2 separate regions of the Homo sapiens genome follow, and region 2 is linked to region 1. A link is a loop called in an ENCODE intact Hi-C map of the cell type or tissue named here. Cell type or tissue: GM12878. All regions are shown on one strand. Links, peaks and the distances in the headings refer to the core of each region. The heading gives the core; the rest is flanking DNA.

Region 1 (5,381 bases), core at 179-5,178:
GGAGCATGACATTTCCAACGACAAGGGAGGTGAAGCACCTTGGCGGCTTATCACTTGGAGGTGATGAACTGACTTCTCCAACGATGTTGAAGCGCAGCAGCGACCTGGGGATGGTCTCTGTCCAGGGGACTTAAAAAGTCCTTGTACTTTAATTTCTTAAAAGACAAATATCATATAGCTTAAAAGTTCCATTTTATAACTAGCAAGTTGCACATAAGAGTATCTTTGTCTGACAGCAGCAGGGTGTCTTAGTCCCTTCAGGTTACTGTAAGAAAATACCACAGACTGGGTGGCTTAAACCCCAGACAGGGATTTCCCATAGGTCTGGGGCCAGGCGGTGTGAGATCAGGGAGCCAGCGTGGTCTCTGGCTCCCTGGTCTCCCCCTAACGCATTACACTGGGGGTGAGGATTTCAGCATCTGAATTGGGGGAGGGAAACAGTCCAAACACAAGAGCAATGAATAAAAATGGATGGGATTAGAGGAAAAACTGAGAAGCAATAGGGAACTGGATGATACCTGGGATGTTAAGCCTGATGGAGAAGCTGATTCTCATGTTTCTGATGTGGTGGGTCTTGGGGCCGCCATTTTGGTGGCAGGAAGGAGAGGTAGCTTTTGTGACAAGTTGGGTTTGAGGCCATCGTGGGACACCCAAGTAGAAGGCTCGGGGTCTCCATGCACTGTGGCTGTGAGCTGGAGGTGCGGTCAGGTGTCATCAGAGCAGAGAAGCAGTTGATTACACAGAAGGAGGAGCGCTGAGAAGGGATCCCGGCAGCCCTGGCATTTCTGTGCGGTGAGCAGACGAGGTCTATGGATGGAGCTCTAGGTACAGTTTGGGCAGGAAGGGAACACAGTAGGAGGCAGTGTCAGGAGCTAGGTTAGGTTTTCAAGAGGGAAGGAGAAGGGCCCGCGGCTTGTGATGCTCTCGTGTTCCTCCCCAGGTCTCACTTCCCGGTGATGCTTCCACCTTTGGCTCCTCCCTGCTGCAAATCCTGTCCCCGTGGCACTTGCCCACCATTTCTTCTCAGCAGCTGGGATCAACAGCACGTCCCATCGGGAAGCAGACAGAACAGTCACAGCAGGGAAGGAGCCAGCCCCTTTCCAATCCTGCACACCGGGACCTCCTCCAGGCCACAGGCAGAGTGCTGCCCGTGCCTACTTGGGATCACATTTCGTAACCGATTTTACCTTTTAAACTATGATGTGTCTGTTTTAAATTATGTGCTTCATTGGAACTAGTGAGCTTTCCAAATATTACTATATCATCTCTAAGGAATAAAGCTTTCCCTTTTGCTTAGTGAAATACAACATTTGGAAGGAAGTCACTGAAGGGTACTTTCAGGGCTCCCAGAAGCGGTCCTGGAATTACATGGAAGCACAGAAAGTACAGCAGCTGCTCACAACTATTCATCAATTATAAAGCCATGTATGATCTGAATCTCATCACCAAAACCAGGCTTTTTCATAGGAGGTTTTTTCCTATGCATTAATTTTGTAATATGAAGTTCAATTTTCACATGGTGAGACATCAAAACTTCAAGGGGGCCTTAAACTTTGTTTTTAATTTTGATTGGCAGTGCTCATATCTAAGGTTTAAGTTCTGTTTGACTTCATGTTCCTTGTCAGACAGTGATCTGTAAATAAGTACCACAATGTTGTCATGTTGGATACATATACACTATTAGATGTTTGTTTAAACATGAAACTTTTAAGTACTGCTGTCAAAATGACTGCTGAGGTATGTGTGTATTTTGTTATTAATTAGTACTTTTGTTTATATTATTCATCAATCCATCCATCTGTCCATCCATCCCTATTTATCAATCTATCCATCCCTCCCTTCCTCCTGCTCTCCCTTCCTTCATCCAAACATCCACCTACCTACTAGTAAGCTACATATGGTGCTGCATTCCTCTAAGTAATAGTGCTGAGGTGGAGGTCAGTATCCCTTGTGCACCGCAGAGCTACTGTTTTACTGAATCGATAGTGCTCTGAAAATCAAACTATAAAACCATTATTGATATAAACATGTTTATAACAAAACCCTTTAGAGTTACAAGCTAGGTAAATGAATGAACTACACCCCTAAATTGATTCCTTCTCCTATAGAGAACAGCCTTTGAAAAAGTTATTTAACGACTTGGTTGGGGGGTGGGCAGGAAAGCTTCCTAACGAATTCTCTCTGTGTCATTTTACTCAATAAAAGTACATTACGGGCACTCTTAGCATGCATATTAAAGTGTATGTATGTAAATTAAGTGGTGAGCAAAAGACTTCAAGACAGCTCAAAAAACCTTCCTGATTTCCTCTTTTAATGGTACAGATGCCGCGTCCACCAATCTGTCAGAAACCAGTGAAAACCCAGCAAGGCCCTGAAAGGTGCTGACTGTCTTAAAGTCAAAAACAAACCGCAAGTTTCTAGATGGTCACTAGAATCATTTTCTTTTTCCACATCCTCTGAGTAAAACATGTGAAATCAATTCATCTTACGTAGCCTTCTGCATGAGACTCATGATCCGCAAGTGTGACGGGAGGCCCCTATCGGTTTTGTGTGTTTAGAGGGACATTATGACTTCAGACAGACTCGGGAAGATTAGCCATGTACGGGATTAAAATGCTCTAACCTGTAGAGCAGCAAGTTGTGTTTATTTTCAACAGCACTTTCGTTATGGAAAAACCACATTTAGGTGCCTTAGATGTGACTTGCTTGTGGTATGCTTGCTGTATAATATGACTCCACACATTGTCAGGACAGCAAAAGCACAGCGATGTTTGCCTGCTTTTGAGAGAAGCTACAGAGGGGGCTTCCCCAAACAGGATTATCACAGCATAAAGAGAGTGCCTTTGCTGGCCTGTGTGAGTGATTTTTCCATGTCATCTCCAAATGTGCCATGTAGAAGAAGCTGCCATTTATAATGGGAACTGATAAACACAGAGAAAAAAGCCTAAGGAATTCATTGGACCTGGAGGGGATTAAAAGACTTCGTGATTAAATGAGCTGGTGGATGAGCCAATGAGCTGTCTGTGTGGTGAGCACGTGGCAGCTGGCAATGCAGAGGCCTCTCTTCGGTCCTCTCCTTGGTCCTTTCCATACTGACACCCGTTGTGCATGGCCCAGCAACCTACTCAACAGGGGATGAGAGGCCTACAAAGCCAATGCCCTTCAGGATGGATTTATTTTCTGGTTTTCACAGGGATGCCCTCAGTTCTCCTTCCTGCAAATATAGTAACTGCTGACTCCTGAAATAAAAGCCGGTGTTTATAGCTGTGGTTGCAAAGTCAGTGTTTCCCAAACAAAGATGTGTTGCAGTACCAGGTGAGGCTTATGTTGTTTTCACTGGCCTCCCATGCCCATATTAACGTTCAATTCTAAATTGTCTAGTAGTAGAATGTTCATGAGGTAAGGGGTTTCTAGAATGTTCTGTGACACAGCAGTCCAGAGAAATTTTCCAGAAAAAGGAGATTCCTCCCATTAAATGAGGAACTGGGGACCTGCCATGTACAATTAGCACAGAAATGTTTCCAGAAGTGCTGCCATGGATAACTGTGTAGTTGAAACCTCACTGAGGCCTCTCAGGCATGGACACCTATCTTCAGAGCAAATCGATGAAGGTCCCGCAAAGCAGCACTCCGAGGAATCTATTTTGGGGACGTTTTCACAAAGAGTAGCTGAATGTGGCATGACTCACGTCAATGCAAATGCAATTCATTTGCCTTGTTTTCTTGAACTATTCTGAATCTTACCTGTAAATAACGACAGATGAGGCAGATTTCACCTTAAATGCCTATCCTCTTGCAGGAATGGTTGCTTACATGGCATTGAGGCTACTGCTTAATTCAGAACTGAAGGGACCAGCTCTGTGAGGGCACCCTCCCTAGGCCCCTCGGCAATGGGCTCTGCTGACCACTCATGACAAAATGGCGCCCAGGGCACCTGTGAGGGCAACACAGGGCCTGGTCCATCCCTCTCTCCTTTCCTTTAGATAGAGAGGGGCGTGAGCATATTCTCAATCCTGGAAAACAGAGGTGGAAGGCATCTTGCCTTCCTTTCTCTAACCTGAGATGCTGATGGAGCCTGGGCTAGAAGACTGACCTGGCTGTGGGGGCTAGAGAAGAGCGAGAATGTGCTGGATGTGGGGCCTGGCCTGAGGGTGGAAATTACTGGGGCTACTGACACAGTACTTGTCTGATACTGTGTATGACTAACTCAGTGTTTCTCAACCATTTCATTCATGATCACCCCCAAAAAAGCTTTTCCAGTTATTTTTCCCCAACAGTCTATCCCCATAACATGTTATAATAACACAGATACACTATATTTTTCTGTATGTGTATTGGTGCTTGATACATTAAAAAAAAGTAAGGTTTCATTTTCACCTCCCCAAAGCCAATTTTTATACCTTGGGACAAAATGCATGGACTATTCTATTCAATTTTACTCAGTTGAACAGTTTTTGGAGAACCTACTGAAACCACTCTCAAGGAAGGGTCCCACTGACCCAGGAGAAGAAGGCTTCACAGAGTAGGAAAGTAGCTGAAGATTTCAGAGAAAAACACTTTCACTACAGAGAAGAATCCCCCCACCCCCACCCCCGCTGCCTGGAAGATCACAAATGAACTGTAACCTTCCAAAGTCAACACACAACATTTCATAACTATGACGTACTTGGGGAGCTGTTCAATTGCATGGAATAATTCATATATTGAAGAATGTGGAGAACAAACAAATGAATCTCTGACAAATAACACTATTCCAGGTAGCAGTCTTTAAATATGCCCTCCCACCAACTTCAAATTTTATAAATGAATGAATCAATGATATCCAGTGCTTGGCAGATGGGACATGCTCCGTCGCTATCAGCTATTATTATGATAATGGTGATCCATTCTGTAGACGTTACAAAAAATTCACTATGAAGTTTAAAATTACTCAAGCTCGTGTTGGGACTGGGACTAGCACCTTATATTCTAGTGACTATGCCACTAAATATCTCAATTACTAGCCAGGATATTGATAAACTGCAAATTAATGGCATTTGTTTCTTCCTGTTTTTTTGTGAGATTCATCAGAAATGCATATTTATATTAGAAGCTGGGCTTTAATCAATAGCTATCAGCAATTCAAGCATGTTAGACATATTTTTAGGAAATTAACACCTACATAAAGTACTGTCTTGGGCAGGCAGAAGACAGAAAGCAGAGCAGACAGCTCTCCAGCCTCCCTGGAGTTCATGGTCTCCAAGGCAGGAAACATGCACTGGGGAATCCCTGCTAATACAGGCCCACTGTGGGGAGCCCTGTTTGAGGCACACAGTCCTCTGGAGCAGGGACAGCAGTCCATTCACCAGGATTTGGAAGGTGGATTTGAAGGAGTGGGTTTAG
Region 2 (5,381 bases), core at 149-5,148, 55 kb after region 1:
ATCTTGCACAACTGAATCTACTTAATGCTTTTTTTCTCCAAAACTAATCTTGATGTATCTTGAGCATAATTTTTATTCCCAATTACAAAAAAGAGAAAAAACTTAAAGCCAGTGTTTTGTGTTAGATAGGCTAGTTCCTTAAAGACACAAAATAAACTACAAGAAAGGCTGATCTTGAGTTAGAATCAAATTGTCACAATCTGACAGTTATGAAGATGTTAGCTGACTGTGTGTGTGCACGTTTTAAGAGTTCAGCTTTTCTTTTTGAGACAAGGTCTCACCTGAGTATAGTAGGGTGATCACATCCCACTGCAGCCCTGACCCCCCGGGCTCAAGTGATCCTCCCGCCTCAGCCTCCCAAGTAGCTGGGGCTACAGGTGTGCGCCACCACACCAGGCTGATTTTTAATTTTTTTTGTAGAGACACGGTCTCCCTATGTTGCCCAGGCTAGTCTTGAACTCCTGGCCTGGAGTGATCCTCCCACTATGGACTCCCAAAGTGCTGGGATTACAGGTGTGAGCCACGGTGCCCAGCCAAGAGTTCAGCTTTTCACTGATCATGTTACAAAAGAGGTTTCTTCAAAAAGATTAAAGCCCGTGTCCTAAGTAGATCCCTCAGATGCTTCTTTCCTTGCTTGCACTTCCTTCTGCTCAGCTGGGGCAGCAGTGGAGGGGCAGGACTGCCTACAGGTACAGGTCCAGCAGCCCCCATGCTGCTGCAGAGGAGGTTCCCAATGTTGACTCTGGCTGGGGAAATGGTACAGGGGCAGAACTGCCTGTAGGTACAGGTCCACCAGCCCCCATGCTACCAAAAAGGCTCCCGATGTTGACACTGGCCAGGCCCTTGCAAACAGGTCAGGCCCAAAAGTTTCACCATTTACACTAGCTGCTTTAATGAGGGCGACGGTCTTATGTGATGGTCACCACACTGCACTGTAGAATGAGGGCCGAGTAGATGCAAGTGAGCTCAAACAAAGATGGAGGCCATGGTGTGGGCGAGTGCGGGGCTGGTGCCACCGGGCAGGGTGCTAGTCACCCAATGAGTGACAGCTTCACAAGGCCTTAGCTTCCTCGGAAGGGCTAAGCACCTTAATGGCAGCTGAGGAAAGAGGGTCAGCAGTGTTTTGAATGTGTGTAAAACCACATTTTAAAGTGAAGTTGCTTTAATTAAAAAACCCAACATCCAGTACATTTTGATAGAAGTGGTGGTGTCATTTTTCTGAACCATTTTGACAGTACATAGTAGCTAATCAGTAATTGTTCAATTTATTTAAAATGTACACCACTAGTATTGTTCATCTAAGATATTCTACTGCTTGTTTCCTAAACACCTTGATTCTCGAAATGAGGTCCCCGGACCAGCAGCATCAGTATGAAGTGAGATGCTGTCCAACTACATATTCTTGGACTCTGTCTTATTCCATTTTCTGCTGCTTATTAACAGAATGCCTAAAACGTGGTAATGTATGAAGACATTCATTTCTTACAGTTATGGGGACTGAGAAGTCCAACGTCGAGGGGACACATTTTGGGAGGGCCTTCTTGCTGGTGGGGACTCCATGGAGTCCCGAGGCAGCACAGAGCATCACATCTTGAGGGGGCTGAGTATGCTAGCTCAGGTCTCTCTCTCTCTCTCTCTTTTTCTTTTTTTCTTTTTTCTCTCTTTGAGACGGAGTCTCGCACTGTAGCCAGGGCTGGAGTGCAAAGGCGTGATCTCAGCTCACTGAAACCTCTGCATCCCAGGTTCATGCAATTCTCCTGCCTCAGCCTCCCGAGTAGCTGGGATTACAAGTGCACACCACCATGCCTGGCTAATTTTTTGTAGAGATGGGGTTTAGTAGAGATGGGGTTTCACTATGTTGGCCAGGCTGGTCCCAAACTCCTGACCTCATGATCCACCTGCCTCGGCCTCCCAAAGTCCTGGGATTACAGGTGTGAGCCACAGTGCCCAGCCTCCTCCTCTTCTTACAAAGCCAGCAGTCCCACTCCTTTGATAACGCATTCATCCAACAACTCACTAATCTATTAATCCATGAACGAAAGGGTCCATTCATGAGGGCAGAGCCTTCATGACCCAACACCTCTTAGAGACCCCACACCTCTCAATACTGCCACATTGGGGATTAAGTTTCAACATGAGTTTCAGAGAGAACAAACGTTCAAACCACACAGCAGGCCCTACCCCAGATCTACAGAATCAGAAGCTGGGGTGGGACCTAGCAATGTGTGTTTTACAGAGCCCTCTCAGTGATTTGAATGTGTGCTCAAGTGGAGGGCCACTGACCTGGCATTATGTTTTCATGTAAGACTTGTGCTCTATAAAGTTGTGATTTTAAAAATATATCAATCTTAACTAAGAAGTGCTTAATTGTACATATACAAATGTACAAATTAGTACAAATTAAAGAATAAACAATCTATGATGATATTCATCCCAGTACTTACTTTCCTTTATATTGTACCCCATTATGGTTTAGTTACATTTATTTTCCTATTTCCTTCTGTCACCCCCAAATCAGACTTATGTTAATGTGTTTGTAATGAAAGAGAGATTTAAAAATAAGGACCCTTAAACATGCCCCATTCTTTCTCAAGTTAACTGCAGCAAATGATTCCAATAAATTGGAGTTCTCAGTTAATAATAGTTAATTAGGCCTGCATCAAATGAGATGTAGAATTCAATGAAAGTTATGCACAGCATTCTCACGGACATGGCCAGGGTAAAGTGCTTATGAAGACATGCCCTAATAAGCTAGCTCTTTTAAAGAAACATGCATCTTGGAATAAAAACACTGACAACTTAATGGAACATACCATATGCAAGGATTAGTTAATTGGCTCAACTCTCTTAAATGGAAATCAAGAAAAAAACATTTTCTAGGCTGGAATCATTACATATGAAATCACAGTTGTCCTTGGTGACCTTCTTTTGAGAGTAACTACTGAAACTTTTACATCGCTATATATATATGTTCTAACATAAGATCCTCCTTTTCTTCTAGTGAAAGCATTTCCAGCTTTATGAAAGATATTGGAAAATAAGGGTCAATTTCCAAAAACCAACTTTCGGTCAGTAAGTAGCACAGCAATCCTAAAAACTGAGCTTTGAACTACATAAGCTAGGAAATCCAGCCCTTCACAGCAGAAAGGTTTCAGCCTTCTGAAATGGCTAGTTCAGACAGCTGGGGTTGCCTTGGGCTTTTTTTGACCTTCTTAACCAGCCAAGCTTACTTAGTAATCCCTAGAACCCTAACAGCAAAAACTGTTCTGAAAGGTCACTGTGGGCAACAGCTGTTTCACATTGCTCTCTATGCTCCTGGCACACAGCACAGAGCCCAGATCCTGTCGGCAGCGCTATTTCACTTCACTCCCAGAGTCACGTCCACGCACGTGGCTGCAAGGGGGAGCTGGCCTAAGCCTGCAGTGAGGAGTGAGGCCAAACCACACCACCTCTTTGCATGGACTGGAAGAGTCTATCTGCTCAAAGCATCCTAGTGTCATAGGAAGGCATTATTACATTTGCGGGAAGACAAGAGAAGCCCACGAAAAGACCAGATTCTGGTAAATGAGGAGGCACTGAGTTAAGTTATAAAGATAACTGTCCATGTGTGAAGGTAAATGAAAATCTCTTCAAATGAGAACGAGCAGAGGCTATTCATTCAGAGATTGCATAGCAAGAAAGTTGGACACCAGCACTTGCCTTTGGCAGAAGCTCAAATGCAGGTTGGGGAGCTGGGAAAGCTTTACAGTTGGAAAAGGGAGGCTTCAGGTGGGCCCTGACTGGAGGCTGTTGTGGGGGCTGGGGGTGGCTCACTAGAAGTGAGGCATCTCATGGGATTGGCTTGGGAAACATTTTGGCTCTCTGGCTGGCGGTGGAAACTCTGTAGGCATGCCTGAGACAATCAAGTCCCTTAAAGGAGATAAGTCATTGAGCTGGCCAAGGACCCTGGGCTGCCGACTAGACTCATGGGATGAGTGTGGCTGCCCTCCTACCCTGGCCTGCCTCCTGGTTTCTTCCCAGCCACCTTGGCCATCCGTTAGCAAACCCCTAGCATGTTCCCAGGTGGATGGTGGGCCAGGCACTTCTCTCTGGGCCCTGGGACCCCTGCCCTGCTCAGCCTCATTCACCATTCTATATTCCACAGGCACTCCTGCATCCCTTACCACATGCCCTTGCCCAGCCTTTGGTAATGACCAATCAGAATGAACTAATCTCCATGCCCCCTCTACGCCAAAAAGACCCTGCATCAGGTCAGTGTTTATGAGGAGAAACTGCATTGGTCAGTAATAGAGTTTATATATTTATTCCCTCCCAAATCTCATGCTGAATTGTAGCCCTCAATGTTGGAGGCAGGGCTTGGTGGGAGGTATACTGATCATGGGGGCAGATCCTTCGCTTGGGCCATCCTCCACTTGGTGATCAGTGAGCTCTTGCTCTGAGTTCACATGAGAGCTGGTGGTTTAAAAGTGCATGGTACCTCCCCCCAACTCTCTCTCTGGCTCATGCTTTTGCCATGTTACATGCCTGCTCCTGCTTACCCGTCCACCGTGATTGTAAGCCTCTTGAGGACTCCCCCGAAGCAGCTGCCACTATGCTTCCTGTATAACCTGCAGAAATGTGAGCCAATTAAACCGTTGTTCTTCTAAATTATCTAGACTCAGCCATTTCTTTAAGGCAATGCAAGCACGGCCTAATACAGAAAATTGGTACCAGAAGTGGCGTGTTGCTACAAGGATACCTGAAAATATGGAAGTGACTTTGGAATTGGGTAACAGGCAGAGGTTGGAAGAGTTTGGAGGGCTCAGAAGAACACAGGAAGATGAGAGAAAAGTTGCAGCTTCCTAGAGAACAGTTAAATGGTTGTGATCAAAATGCTGATAGTGATATGGATGGTGAAGTCCAGGCCAACAAGGTCTCACATGGAAATGAGAAACTGAGAACTGGAGGAAAGGTCACACATGTTATTTCTTAGCAAAGAACTTGGCTGCATTCTGTTCATGCCCTAGGGTTCTGTGGAAGTTAGAACTTCAGGGTAATCCTTTAGGTTATCTAGCAGAACAAATTTCTAAGCAGCAAAGCATGCTATGTGTAACCTGGCTTCTTCTAACAGACTACGCTCAGATGCAGAAGCAAAGAAATGACAAAGTTGGAAGTTATATTTAAAGGGAAGGTAGAGCAAAAAAGTTTAGGAAATATGCTGCCTGGCCATGTGGCAGAGAACGAAAAAGCTTTTTCAGGAGAGGAATTCAAGCAGGCTGTGGAGCAACCACTTGCCAGAGAAATTTGCATATCTAAAAAGGAGGGAAGTGCTGACACCAAAACAGTGGGGGAAAGGTCTCACAGGTATTTCAGAAGTCTCCAAGGCAGCCTCTCTCATCACA

The links. Peaks named below come from ENCODE experiments on the same cell type or tissue, not always from the same donor. Only the 100,000 strongest peaks of a DNase experiment are listed, where the experiment ranks them.
Region 2: it touches region 1 in a loop (5-fold over the local background); 3 of 110 quality-filtered maps call a loop at or near these places.

Annotation. Positions count from the first base shown.
Region 1 is chrX:7,057,003-7,062,383 of GRCh38, forward strand. The region is part of intron 3 of PUDP (pseudouridine 5'-phosphatase); the gene reads right to left. Among named protein-coding and RNA genes, the nearest start is that of STS, 88 kb to the right of the region's middle. RefSeq lists enhancers at 868-1,368, 2,173-2,322. In GM12878, for the core only: no CTCF peak of the experiment used is centred there; a DNase peak (open chromatin) is centred at 2,419; H3K4me3 peaks cover 949 bases; H3K27ac peaks cover 1,106 bases.
Region 2 is chrX:7,112,428-7,117,808 of GRCh38, forward strand. The region is part of intron 1 of PUDP (pseudouridine 5'-phosphatase); the gene reads right to left. Among named protein-coding and RNA genes, the nearest start is that of STS, 33 kb to the right of the region's middle. RefSeq lists enhancers at 3,427-3,928, 3,603-3,712, 3,929-4,428. In GM12878, for the core only: no CTCF peak of the experiment used is centred there; a DNase peak (open chromatin) is centred at 3,274; H3K4me3 peaks cover 344 bases; H3K27ac peaks cover 4,081 bases.